Regions from separate parts of the Homo sapiens genome. Here region 2 is linked to region 1. The links are chromatin contacts, found by Hi-C or POLR2A ChIA-PET in ENCODE. All regions are on one chromosome and are shown on one strand. Each heading gives the region's core, a stretch centred on a gene start or an enhancer-like site at or near the end of the contact. The rest is flanking DNA. Distances are from core to core; before and after follow the strand shown.

Evidence for each region. A loop is a pair of places that touch in the nucleus more often than their neighbours do. ChIA-PET counts read pairs that join two places held with the same protein, here RNA polymerase II (POLR2A). Pooled maps may share reads with other maps.
Region 2: a map of cardiac septum shows a loop between it and region 1 (2.4-fold over the local background). The contact joins two enhancer-like sites. A Hi-C loop is called at or near these places in 3 of 168 maps with a recorded cell type or tissue (ascending aorta, cardiac septum and endothelial cell of umbilical vein) and 2 of 50 pooled maps. POLR2A ChIA-PET finds 5 or more read pairs at or near these places in 2 of 52 experiments (AG04449 and H1).

Annotation. Positions count from the first base shown.
Region 1 is chr9:16,706,785-16,713,814 of GRCh38, reverse strand. The region is part of intron 3 of BNC2 (basonuclin zinc finger protein 2); the gene reads left to right. Among named protein-coding and RNA genes, the nearest start is that of BNC2-AS1, 17 kb to the left of the region's middle. RefSeq lists enhancers at 2,629-3,277, 6,753-7,030. Within about 2 kb of position 4,579, at least 2 of the 41 ENCODE cell types and tissues checked have a DNase peak (open chromatin) inside an H3K27ac peak, as active enhancers do.
Region 2 is chr9:16,527,039-16,534,068 of GRCh38, reverse strand. The region is part of intron 5 of BNC2 (basonuclin zinc finger protein 2); the gene reads left to right. Among named protein-coding and RNA genes, the nearest start is that of BNC2-AS1, 200 kb to the left of the region's middle. Within about 2 kb of position 3,233, at least 3 of the 41 ENCODE cell types and tissues checked have a DNase peak (open chromatin) inside an H3K27ac peak, as active enhancers do.

The DNA of each region.
Region 1 (7,030 bases), core at 3,330-5,829:
GCATGAGGGCACCACGCCCAGCCAAAATTGAGTAAGTATTTTAATTTTAGCTGCACTAACTAGGTTGGAAACTTAATGCAGCTTCTTATGGTTCAAAGTAAAATTCTTAATAAAAAAAAAGGGCGGGGGAAAGCCTTCCATTCTAAATACCCTGGAGCTGTTAGTGCAGTTATTTCTAAGTTGACATACTTTTGTATAGGCATGACAGTGGCACCAACCATCTACATTAAGCCTTAACATTCCACAGAGCCATTTCAAGTTTATTATGAGCTTCAAAGCCTGCACATCCCTAAGAGAATATCAAGTTTAAGCATGTCACTTTGCCATAGTCACAGTTAACTTTCTTAAAAAAAAAAAAAAAAAAAAAAAGTGCCTTTTCCTAGGCTGGTTTTCTACAGGTTATCCTTGAAAAATTTCCCAGTTCAGTACAGTCATTTTTCTTACCCGTTGTTTCTGCCCCCTTGAGTTCTGTAGATTTATCCTGTTGGTGATGGTTGGAAACTACCTCCAAATAAAAGTAGTATTGGTCACAATTTGTTGAAAGGTCTATGACTATGTAAGTATCCCTTTGCAGCTTTATTCCTAGGGCTCAAGACATTGATCCCATTTTACCCATTTCCATTTGGGTTTCCATTGCAGTCCTTAAAAAAAAGTGTAGCTGGGGAGAAAAGGAACATGTAAAACTGTAAAATTGCTAATGCTGTCCTAGTACATGACAATTTCCCACCATGGAATGCTCCATGGGGAGGACGATGGGCCTGCTCAGCCTGATCTTACGGTACACTGCTTCTCTTCTTAGGGAAAGGAATTCCCCATTTCCTGAATGTGAAACGCCTACCCTTTTGGAGCCTCCTAGTCTTTAGTTCCTACCTCAGTTAATAAACCATCCCTGTCTATGCCTTGCATCTCAGAGATGGAATTTGACGGACTAGTCAGCATTGCAAAGGTCACCCTAAAGCTATTGGCAGAATACACTGCCCTTTGTTGCTCAGTGATGATAATGCTACTGTAGCAGTTAACTGGATGTATTAGACTGAGCTACTTTTCCAGAATACCAAATTATCTATTTATTTCTTTTAAACACCTGATAAAATGCCCATTTACAAGCTGTCTCAAGTGTATTTTCAAAAGGGATCTTAATGATAGTGAAATATCAGTGCTTTGGCCTCAGAAGAGATAATCTGTGCAGTGTGTGTGTCCGTTGTGTTGTTTTGCTTCCACGAAAATACTTCTAAAATTATACTCATCTTTTAGTGTTTCAGTTGTCTGAAACTAATCATGTTCCAACAAGTTTGAAAATTCAAGGTGTTAAAAAACAGTTTTATTTACATTTTGTCTTCTGTTAGTGCAATAATACTCTAAGATGTTATGAATTGCTTTATTTTGGAAAAAATCTTATAAAGCTTCATTTCCATTCCCATTATTTCCCACAAATATAAAAATGTGGAAATAGCATTTTTGGCTTTAGGTTATAACTTTACACATAGTGTAAAAGTGGATGTCACCATCTTTTTATATCTTTAAATCTACTCACAATTTACTTACTGAAATTATATTCAGTATTTATTACTGCTTAAATTATATTCAGAATTATAGAAGAACAATTAATGATCATGCTACTTGAAGCGGGGGAGCTATACTTGACATAGTTTTGTGTTTTGCGTGTGTAAACTGATTTTGTGACACCACAGTGCAGTCTTGATATAATTTTTTGTACACAGGTAACATTTTTGTCTTGGTTCTCACCTAAATAAAACTGAGTAATGATCCAAAGTGCTAAGGTATTTGTGACTTTCACTAATTATTTTCACTTATCCATGTATTTTGTACTAATTACTTTCCTAAATGATTTGCCACATGCTCTTCTATCCTGTAGTTCTGTTTTGTCCTAATCAGATTGGGTGAGCGATTAGGGATTTAAAATTACTACTTCTTTGGTCTCAAAACGAGTAAGTGAAGACTCAGAGAAATACCTTTAATTTGCCTTTTAGTATTTTTGAATAAAGCAGACTCTGTCCTGCCTTCCTTTCATGCATGTATTCATTGTTTCTTACTGAGTGAGACAAGCACATTTAAAGTAGAATATATTCCTTCTCTCCAGAATAATAGAATGAAATCAGTGATCAAGTAATTTTTCATTTCAGTAATTCAACAATCAATGGAAACAAAACAAAATGAGTTAGGAAAGAATAGTTTGCATTAAGCTCAGACATGGAATAATATTTGAAAACAAAGTATCACTATAGTTTTGTGCTGTAGGTTCTTCCTGACCTAAGTGATTGTTGAAAGGACTTTCTCTAGTTTAGAGGTATGTTTATCTTCGAACAATAATCACTTCATGCTGTTCTTTTTTTCCTAGTTGACCCATTCTCCAGACCTTTCAAAAACTTTTTAAGTGGATGTAAACTCCGTTTTAATTAGAGCAGTGCAGTCTAATACTGCAACTAGCGAGGAATGGAAGAAACGTGCTGGAAGTTAATACAACCCAAATCAACCACAGCCAGATAATTCCCCTGATCTTTGTAACAACCGCCCCCCCTTCCCCACCTCCACAATTAAGTGACCCTGTTGTTCTGTAGTTTCAACGAGACATTTAAGGTTCATTTAAAAAAATGATCATCCTTTACAGGATTCTTTGCTCTTGCGTTTCTCTTTCTTTCTTCCCCTTGCCACACAGCTGTCACTGGTATAGGAGAAAGACTGGGGGGAGGGGAGGAGGAGGAAGCCCTGCTCAAATCGTGTCACGTAGCACTAATTCATCTGCTCTCATTAGAGGGAGCGAGGGACAGCAGTGATGGCCAAGAGCTGCACTCTACACATGACACGCGAACAGTTTGGGGAATAGAAAATTGCTTTCTCAGGAAGCCCAGCCAATTAAGGACTTGACCATATTGAATGTCAAGTGTTAATTTAGGTTTTTCTTCATTTTCCCAGTAGTAATGTGGGTCCTGTGATGAGCAAATACATGTCAAGTAAAAGTTGATTGCATGAAGGACCTGGGTATTATATGTCACTGACAAGTCACAAATGTACTGAAGTCTTTTAACCCCTTAGGTGAGTTGGGAGGGGGAGGGGAGAATGGGATTAATGGTACCATAATGATAAGAATAGATAGTTTATGTGGGGGTGGCTTGGATGGGACAGACAGGAATGGTAATTCATGCAAAAACTGGGGATAGAACAAATCCTACTCTGAGGGCATAAATAGAGACCCTTGAAAAGCATACATGCATATATATAATTCCCACTGCAAACACACTGCCCAGAATATATGTTCGGTCTCCTAAGATTTTATGAAAAGGGAAAATAGTGTACTCTGTGGTCATGAACCAGGAAATTCCTTATTAATTATCTCATTTGAAAGAAAGAAAACATTCATTAAATAATTACACTGTTTTGGATATTTTAGCCCTTTGGCTCAATGCCACTGTAATATTTCTGGCTATTTACTTATAATTTCAATCTCTAATATTTATTTTCAATGGACTCTGTGTGATACATGTCATAGGAAAGATGCAAAGCATAAGACTGAAAGAATGTTTGTTTTCTGTCTTGAGTATCTCTGTAAGGTGTTGTTTAACCAATAGAAACTGGTGGAAGGTCCATCATTGTCATTCATTTCTTTTTGTGCCCAGGTGTAGGAGGGGAAGAGATTCAAGCTTCAGCAAGTGAAGTAACTTTTTTTTTTTTTAAATGTTGAACGTTGCCCATCATGTTTAGCATCTCATTTCCATTCATCAGCATTCATTTACATATGAATGTCTTGAAAATAAGAGAATGTCTGTTTCTGTTGCAGTTGTACATGTAGCAAATAAGAATGCCTCCAGTTTAGAATACTGTGTGTAGTCTGGGCAATCTTAGAAGTTATTCGTGATTGGGCCTTGTTTTTCCTTTATACCTATAACCACTTTTCCCCTTCATATCTTTGAAGACATAATCTTAATTAAAACACTTTCTTGAAACCTACTCTCTTCTATTTATTCCAAAATTTTAACACACTTGCCTTTGTATGTTGACAATGCTTAAACTTTGAAAATTTAAGTCTGATCATACTTTAATTTTGGCAACAAAACTTACTAACGTAGTCTTTCCCTGTCTCTCCCACAGGTTAGAAACTGTGCAATCATTATATTAAAAGTTAACTAAATTTTATTAAGGAATAATTAGGAAACAATTCCAAGAATTTGATGTTTAATAAAATAGGTTTTTCTTGAGAAAGAAATAGTCCCTCTAATGAGGCTCCTGAATGCTGGGCTGGCATCTGAGTTCTTTAACATCTCTCCTCCATGTCTCAAAACTAACCAAACAAAATTCGCTTAACTCTCTCTTCCCTTCCTATTTTGATAAGCTCTGTGGAACTGTGGTGGCATTGCAAGTGTACTGTTTAATTAAAATCCAGTTGTCAGCAGGCTCTCTTCCACTGGGTGTGCTGAGAGACTTAAGTAAGTTTCCATAAAGTAAATTCTGACGATGGCAGCGTGGGTTGCTGATTCAAGTTATTCCTTCTCTTCTGTGTCACTTTTGACGGATGGTACCTAATGCAATCAACCACAGGCCGAGAAAGCCTTTTCTTTGGTTGCTTTAGTAACTGGACCAGGAGTTCCCCTCCCCACTTCATCTCCCCTTCAGTGGCTTGCTCACTCCTTGCTGCCACCCCCACCAACACTTCAGCCCAAATAGGAAAGCGGAAAGAACAGCAGAACTACCTAGGACTGGCTGACAGGCTTTCCCTAAACCTCCATTTCCCAGCGGTGAAGCCGAAGCTGCCTCCCTTTGCGTGCGTTTTTGATAAATTTAAGAAGTCAAATCGCTGACACAGATAGATAATCCAAGTGTATAGGGTGAAGCGTTATAAATTAACACATTATTCCCTCTTAATGTGAAATACTTGAGAATGCATTTTCTGAGTCCCCTGACATCTACCCAGTGAGGGCTCACATTGTGCTTTTCTAGTGGCATTGATTTGTTAAAGCGCTGAATCAGCATCTCAGGCCAGCTGCCTGATCCACTGTTTTGTTGTGGGGCTCCAGCTCCTCCTCTCTGCCAGCAATCCCTTTTTTCCTTCGGTCTTCCTTTTCTTTTTCTCTCCCTTTCCCTACTGACTCCTTCTCTGCTTTTTTCCATTTTGCTCCTCCCCATCTCATTCTTATTTCTTTTTCTCTCTCACCCCGCCCTTCCTGTGGCTTGCTTTTGTCTCAATCTGGTTTTCCTCCCACACCATCTCTTTGCTTTTCCTTCCTTCTCTCTTTTGTCCATACACATCTTGTCCTTTCTCATCTCTGAGTGAGTTTTCCCTCACTCAGGGTTGGTGTCTGTTAACTGCCTTTGCTTGCATGTGCATGTTGTATGTGTGTGTTGAGGAGGGGGTTGATTTAGCCAATCTCTCGACTCCAAATGAATCCCTGCAGAGCAGAATAAATTAACGTATGCCTGTTTGCACATGCATGTCCTGTTTTTAATAGAAGTTCATGAGAAAACTTTCACCTATTTTGCTTTCTAGAAATTAAAACGTAGCTTACAGAACTTTAAAACTCTTATTTCTAAATGCCATTTAACACAGTAAAGTTTTCTTTTGGCTCAAGGAAAATGGAAATCACGGCTGGTTATCACAGATTTGATCTACTCACATTGTACCCACCAAAATAAATTAACATTTCTACAAAACTCTGGGCACCTTTTTGAATTTCAGTGAACTTACTGATACGACATTTTTTCTTCAGCAGGTTCTGTATTGTTCTGATTCCACTTATTTGTACTGGTACAATTTCATAGAAAATAGTTTTCATCGTGGTATTTGTAGCATGCTCTGATTTCCTAATATGTGATGCATCGCTATACCATAGTAGTGAATACTTAGATTATAAAATTACTTTGGCCCGGCGTGGTGGCTCACACCTGTAATCCTAGCACTTTGGGAGGCTAAGGTGGGCAGAGCACCTGAGGTCAGGGATTCCAGACTAGCCTGGCCAACATAGTGAAACCGTGTCTCTCCTAAAAATGTAAAAATTAGCCGGGTGTGGTAGCACATGCTTGTAGTCCCAGCTACTCAGGAGGCTGAGGCAGGAGAATTGCTTGAACCTGGGAGGTGGAGGTTGCAGTGAACTGAAACCGTGCCACTGCACTCCAGCCCGGGCAACAGAGTGAGACTCCATCTCAAAAATAATAATAATAGTAATAATTACTTGGCAACTTGTTTAGAACTAAAATGAGATTGCTTATCCTTCTTTTAGTGATGTATCCCAGAGTTCCAGAGGTCTTCAGAGGAGATATATTACCATGGAGAGGGTTACATGTACTGCAGGTGCAACTTCACAGACCTCTTTTCATAGGCCCCGGTTCATCCTTTGAATATTGGTCCAAGATACTTTGGTGTCACTGTGTTGATTAACTTGATATAAGAAGAAAAGTGTATCTGTTTGGACTAAAATAGAAATTAACCTCTGTAATTTTAATCTCACGGCATCACTTGATTCTTCCTTCAATTTTACTGGGTTTTACTCTAGTAACTTCACACTAGTAACATCAAAATTGGAATTTGAATATGCACATTGATAATAAATCAGATTACTTGAAAAAAATCAAATGTCTATTGCTGTTGTTTTTTTTTGGCGGGGGGGCGGAGTCTTGCTCTGTTGCCCAGGCTGGAGTGCAGTGGCGCGATCTCAGCTCACTGCAAGCTCCGCCTCCCGGATTCACACCATTCTCCTGCCTCAGCCTCCCGATTAGCTGGGACTACAGGCGCCCACCATCACGCCCGGCTAATTTTTTGTATTTTTAGTAGAGACGGGGTTTCACCGTGTTAGCCAGGATGGTCTCGATCTCCTGACCTCGTGATCCGCCCGTCTCGGCCTCCCAAAGTGCTGGGATTACAGGCGTGAGCCTCCGCGCCCAGCCTTCTTGCTGTATTTTATATAGATTAAACTGACAATTTGATTTCAGCATTTGCAATTTGAAATGGAAGTGTTTCACATAGGTTTTGGTAACCTTTGCTTCTGAGTTGGATTGATTCTCCCCTCCCCCCAGTCAAGTA
Region 2 (7,030 bases), core at 1,984-4,483, 180 kb after region 1:
TTAAAAAGCACTTACACCATTATTGGTTTAGCTGATGGTCACAAAGTCTACCAGTGTTAGGTAGACGTGGATGTTTTTAAAAACGAATTTTAGAAGTCAGACGTTTTTTGTAGTTACATTGAAATCTGCTGTATTACTACTAAGAATGATTGTCTTAAAAGTTGATTTTTAGATTATGTTTCTCTCTAATAAAATTCACTTCTATAAAATTTTGCCTGCTGCTATAGGAAGACCTATAAAAACATACATTTTAACTCAGAAATATTTTTCCTGCCTAATTATCTCCTTGTTGGCATTTGCTATTTAGTTACATTGTGCTTCCTTTTTATATGTGATTTACAAATAGCAGTAATGTTGAAAAATGTAATGTTTGTTTTAAGTTTATAAACGACAGATTGAAGTAATGAGTTTGTGGATGTACCATGAAATACAAATAGGCAGATTTTTCTTCCTACCTAGGTTTAGTTTTAAAAATATGAATATTTGATTCATCCTCATTTTCATCTTAACAGATACTGCCACATGTTTAACCAAAAGTAACTTATCCCTAAATTTTTCTTACATTTTAATATCTATAAGCTGTCTTATTTTTATTGGCTTTGATTCAGAATTATTTCTCTTTTATGCTTTATTCCTTATTTGTATTTTTATCATAGATCAAATGACAGTTTTCAACAACACACAGATTTGTAATGGCTAGAATCTCATTTACTAATTTATTATAAAAACAGAATAATCTAGGCATTAAAAACCTGTGTGCCTGATACTTAATCTTTGTGTTTGTTTCCAGAGGCATGCAGGGTGTTTCCTGTCCAAGACACAAACCATATATTTCATTTGTCATATCTAATGTTTTTCATATCCAGAAATCATGCTCCATGTTATGTTTTACAAGACTTCATAAAAATAAGTGATCCAAATAAAATTTATAGTTAATTTTTCTGTCATAGCAAAATTATCTCTTTCTCTTCTTTTTCCCACAAGGGTACAGATGGGATTATAAAGTTTAAATGAGTGTATATTTACAAATAAAGTCTTAAGTTTTGAAACTAGACAGTAATTTATTATTTAGACATTGCTAGCGTTGTGTTGGTAGCATTACAATAGCTTTCTAAATGAAAACAAACCAAGCAACCAGCCAACCCTGATTTGCAAGTGTTTGCTGATTTCTCTGGTGAAAATATCCCATGATGGCTGATTTCAGCCTGTCAACATGAGTCACTGAACATGGAGTTGGGAAGAGATGCTTAGTCACACATTATTATATGGTATTTCCACCATACCAGACGTAAGTAGAAGCAAGTAATCTTCAGAGCACAGATAATAGTAAAATGTAGTCAAATAATTATAAGAACATAGATAATAGTAAAATGTCAAATAATTAGAAGTGATGAATTTTGAGTACCTATTATCATTGTTTTTAATTTTTTTCATTGCATGTTTCTAAAATTTAATTTTTAATGTCGTCTGTTTGAACCACCAACTCCCAAAATTTCCGAATGTTTAGCAATCAGCTCTCATAGGCTGGCATGAGCCAGCCCTAGCACACTACTGCACAAAACCATTTCTGGTGAATAGGAAGATAGGTTGTGGTCAGTGTCTATTGTAGGAGAGGATGTCTTGTGTCTGCGTGCCCAGGGAGGAAAAGCAGCCATTTTCTGTTTCAGCTCACATTACTAAACACCACCTGGTCCCATAAATTTTGGTATTTATATTAATATAAGGCCTTGAATGAGAGCAAAATACCAGAGTCTTTTAATAAAAGGACAGGGAAAATAAATATTTTCATTACAAAGATTACAAAAATAAAGATTTTCATTGCAAAATTATTCTTATTTTTTTTTTTCTGTATGTCTCTTGGCTGTTGTATATCTCCCACTTGAATAATAAGCAGATCCTATAGTCAGTGCTTCCTAATGCCACTCCAGTATCAAGGATAAGCTACTTAAATAGTTTTACTCAACAGGATATATTGATAATTTATGTGTTAACAGAAAGTAGTAGCTGTGTTGTTACCAAAAAAAAAAGAACTTAAATCTTTAAAAATTTAATATGCGTTAGCAACTGAGATAACGAAATGAACAGTGTGGAGTTAAAGAATCTCATGCAACAAATGGCAGAATTTTAAGTGCATTTTGTCAAACTTCCCCATTTAAGAAGAGGGTGAGCTCCTTCCTATATTACTATTGGCAGCTTATCGGTGGTGTTAGTCAAGCATTTTGAATAAAATAATATGTTAAAAAATATAATTGATTTCTTTGGGGGAATACAGGAGATCTCTAGATAAATTCATTTAGATGGGTTGACAAAACTAATGGTGTGCATGATTAAGAAGAAAAATTTGACATATTCTGTGTATAACCCTTTGAGTATTAATTCTGACCAGATCACACTGTAAATAATGTTAACTGTCATAAAATAAACACAGCCGGAGTTTGCACCATATGTTTTATAATTATTTTGCAGCTTCTTTTTTTTTGTTTGTTTGTTTTTACTGAAAATGGAACCTACTGATAACTCTGTGAAGTTATGTTTACATAAAAGTAAATTATACTTGCACGTTAACAAACTTGGCTTCACAGACCAGTGTCTCTAGGTTTTTGTTTAAAAAAAAAATTAAATGAAAGAAAAACTTCTCCCTCTCTCGCTTGGTTTTTTGTTTTTTTTTTTCTTATTCCCTCAGAAACATCGTCTCAAACAGAAATCTGCTGTAGCATCTTGTCGCCGCTTTCTTGTTTTTGCACATGTGAAGGAGAAGCCTTTGGAATGCCACCCAGAGGAGGGAAAAGCCTAACCACTGAACTCACAGAGAGTGTTTGGTTTAAGTAGCCCTGGAGTGGCCTTTCAGACTGAGGCTACTGTGGTCTTCTAGTTTGTTTTTGTTTTCTACCTTCTTCCTTGCAAGTGTTTAACACTGCCAGAAATAAAGGCTCCCTTAGAACATTTAAGTAATTTTTAAAACTGTTATTATTTTCATAATCACCATCTCCTCTTGATCTCAGGGGAGGCTAGGCATCCTTGTTTATCTTTAATAGAGCCTTGGAAACTGATAGTGCCAATGGGAGGTGGGTGGCAAGTTTCGTAATATGCCTACCTCCTCCTGCCCCCTCCCGGCTCATTGCTAAATATGTCTCTTGGCAGATCTGACAATATCCATAATTATCAGGCACCGTGAGCCCTGCTGCAGAGCTGCTTGTGCATGACACCTGTCCAGCTCATGCTCTTCCCCTGCATCTCCTCATGCCTCGGCTTGCTGGCTGGCCGTGCGTCAGAGCAACAGTCTGCCGTTAGTGAACTCATTTCTCTTCTTGTCAGATTCTCAGACACCAGAAGTTCTGCCCACACAGCTTACAACATATACCATGGTTTGTGGTGCAATCTTTCACACAGTAGGCATTTCATAAACTTTTGTGAACAAATGCAAAAAGTTAATGCAGATATTTCTCTCAGCATTATGGTTTACATTCTCCCTCTATGAAGTGCTTTTCCCGCTCTTGACAGATTTCTCAGCATAATATCATGTTTTCCATAAAAGTGGATCTTGATCATCGCCCTCTCTCCTAGACAGAGAAAAGCCTTGTCAGTTTTTTTATGAGAGAGAAAATCCAGGGAACCCCAATTGGCTTTCATAGTGCTTAGCAATTCTCATGAAGGGGGTGAAATGTGGAGTAGAGAAATGTACAGTGATTTCTGGAACTTTTGTTCCAGAAGATGTTAATAAGGTGAAGTTGTTGTTAACTAAATTTTGCAGGTATAATAAAACTTGAAGATGAAGCTATATTCAGGGAGAAAATCTGCAAAGAGAGGAATTTCGTAAAGGGCAGGGTGAACAGTAATGCCGCTTCAGTAGTTCATGCCTGTGCATAGTCAACCTTAGAAAGGCTTTTTTAAAAAAAAAAACAAAAAACAAAAAACACTTCACTTTTTTGGCCAGGTGCGGTGGCTCATGCACTTTGGGAGGCCGAAGTAGGCAGACCACTTGAAGTCAGCAGTTCAAGACCAGACTGGCCAACATGATGAAAGTGAAACCCCATCTCTACTAAAAATACAAAAATTAGCTGGGCATGGTGGTCCGTACCTGTAATCCCAGCTACTCAGAAGCTGAGGCAGAAGAATCGGTTGAGCCTGGGAGGCAGAGGTTGTGGTGAGCCGCGATCATGCCACTGCTCTCCAGCCTGGACAACAGAGTGAGACTCCATCTCATAAATAAATAAAAAATAAAACTAAAACCTCAGTTTTGAAGGAGAGGTCATAGATTTCGGTTTGGGGATTTATTTAGTGGAACAGTTGTCAGGTATTCATAGAAGGTTGGATTAAGGATGAAACTTTTCATCCTTAGAAACTACAGCAGTCTATTTAATGAATAGCATACTCAAAAATTATGACTTAATATTTTTATTATTTATAAAATTTTATTCCACTAGAACAACTAGTAATCATCATCTATTATGCAGTTTTGACTAAACCCTTTTTCCACAACAGGGACCAGAATTAGGTAAGAAAATTTGGGAAGATGTCAAAATATATCAAAGCTTCCTTTTAAATATGTGTTATTGGTTTTTGATTATGAAAGTAATACAAAATTAATATAAAATTGAAACATTGCAGTAATGTATAATGCAAAAATGAAAACTGTCCATAGCCCCTTTTTGTAGAGATAACACTTCTCCATATGTTATCATTATCATGTATCTGTGGCACTAATTATGATTATTAGTAAATGGATTCATTCTATGTATATTTTTCTTATATCCTACTGTTTAAAAAATATATCTTGTGGTTGACCAAAAAATATCTACCCACTTCCACTCAAAATATCCATGTCAAATCCCTGGAGCCTGTGAATGGTACCTTATTTGGAAAAAAGGGTTTTTGCAGATGTGATTAAGTCAAGGATTTTAAGATAAGGAGATAATCTCGGACTCTGTGGGTAGGCCCTAACTACCATCCTGTGTATCCGTGTAAGATATTAGGAGATTACATACAGAGCAGAAGACATATGCAAAGGAGGAGGTGAGGTAAAGATGGCGGCAGAGCCTCCGGAAGCTAGGAGAGAGGCATGCAACAGATTATTTCCCAGAGCCTCTGAGTGGAACACAGCCCTACTCACACCTCAATTGCAAACTTCTGGCCTCTGGAACAGAGAGAGAATATGTTTCCATTGTTATAAGCCACTACGGTGGTAGTAATTTGGTGTGGCAGCCCTAGGAAACTAATACAGGCCTCTTTCCACGTTAGTATAGAGAGATCTCATCCATTTTTTGAACCTCCATATAATTTCCCATTATGTGGATATACCATAATTTATTTAGTCACTTATTTAAAGACAGTTGGGTTGTTTTCAGTGTTTGGGCTTTTCAAACACTGTTGTAGGAAATATCCTTATATGTGTTTATTACTGTGTATGTTTGTTTTTGTAGAATAAATATTTAGAAGTAGAATTGCCAGGTCATTATGTAGGTACTTCTAAAACTATTGTATTTTGGGTAAATATGACATCTGCCACTTTGATAGGAATATTTATGCTACTCTATCATGACTCTGGACCATAAACAAAGTAGATAACTATAGAAACCATCTCATATATTAACATTTAGAAAATCAACAGTGGAAGTTGTTCCTCTCAACTCAGTGTTCTGAAAAGCCTGAAAGCTCAATATATACTGAGTTGAAAATCTATGAGAATAAATATCCTCAACAAGTTTTTGTATTTTCGTTTCTCTAGGAACTGAAAATTTCTGTGACATACCTATTGTTTTCCCACCATGAAACAAGAGCTGTTAAAGAGATGACAAGAAAAAATAAGAGAAAAAGTTATATTCAAGAACTATTGTCATTTTAGAAAATAAGTCATATATTATTAATGGAGTTTGTTAGTAACAATTATCTTAAGTAATAATTATTCAAAATTGTAAAGACCAAACCTCTATCGTTTCTTTGTCATGATTTTTCTTCTCATTTTGTCATTCTAACCCCACAGCTCTTCAATCTTTCCTCACTTCCAAGTCCATTTTACTGTTGATAATACAAGATGCATTTGGCATCTGTTCTGTTGTTAAAGCCCTCAGGAAAAATTATAAAGCTGTTCTTGCAAATTCATCATTATTGTTAAGAACCGTAATTTACCTCATGGTTATCTCATCCTTTTTCCACCTCTTACCTGAGCTCCAGGATGACATTGCCTTCCTGGGTGAGGCAGCGTTGCAGCATCTCATCTCTCCCACCTTAATTTGTAGCGATGCGTTGCATTTGGGTGACAGGCAGTTGTTCGTGCTTGAATAACTCAGGATTTGAATTCTACAGTTTGTGGCATCCGTGTAATGCTTAGCAGTAGGTACAGCTGTTAACTATTCGCTTATAAATAATCTTTTTTGCCTCTCAACCTGTCTCCCAGGTAGTGTACCTGTCACCATTAATAACTCTTTAGCCGCTCCCTAGTGATTTGACCTATCAGTTGTCGTTCACAGAAAAGTGGTGCTCTGGCCTGCTATTGAAGCTTATGCAGGTTCTTTCAGCTCCTCAGTCACCCCAGCAGCCATATACTTGTAGGAAGTTGTGTTGGTGGGCTTCACAAGCAGGCAGCTGAACACTTCGTACAGTTTGATAAAGGTGGCATTACATTTTGAACAATAGATGATAAGACTCCCATTTAGACCGCAAAACAGTGCCACAGGGGTAGACAGGGGTCTGGGGGAGATAAGATGGGTGGTGAAGATGACCAACAGCAAATAAACTTTCCTGTCTCTTTGATGCTAATTATCTCTTTGCACCTAATTATCATGGCATCATCATCATCCTCTGATGTTTGCAAACTAAGAGTTGATGTGTTTGATCAGGTTAGTGAATCTGTCAGGTATGGCATTCTGCCTGTTTCTGAAGCTTAAGAATGAGAAGCCAGTAGCTATCATGCGGAAGATGTGAACTGCCCCCCAGTCCTTGTCCTTTAGCAGTGTGTCATTCCTCTGTTTGGACATGTGCTCTCTTGCTTCCTCTCTTCCTCTCTCTGTTCCTGAAGTGTGCTGCTTCCAAC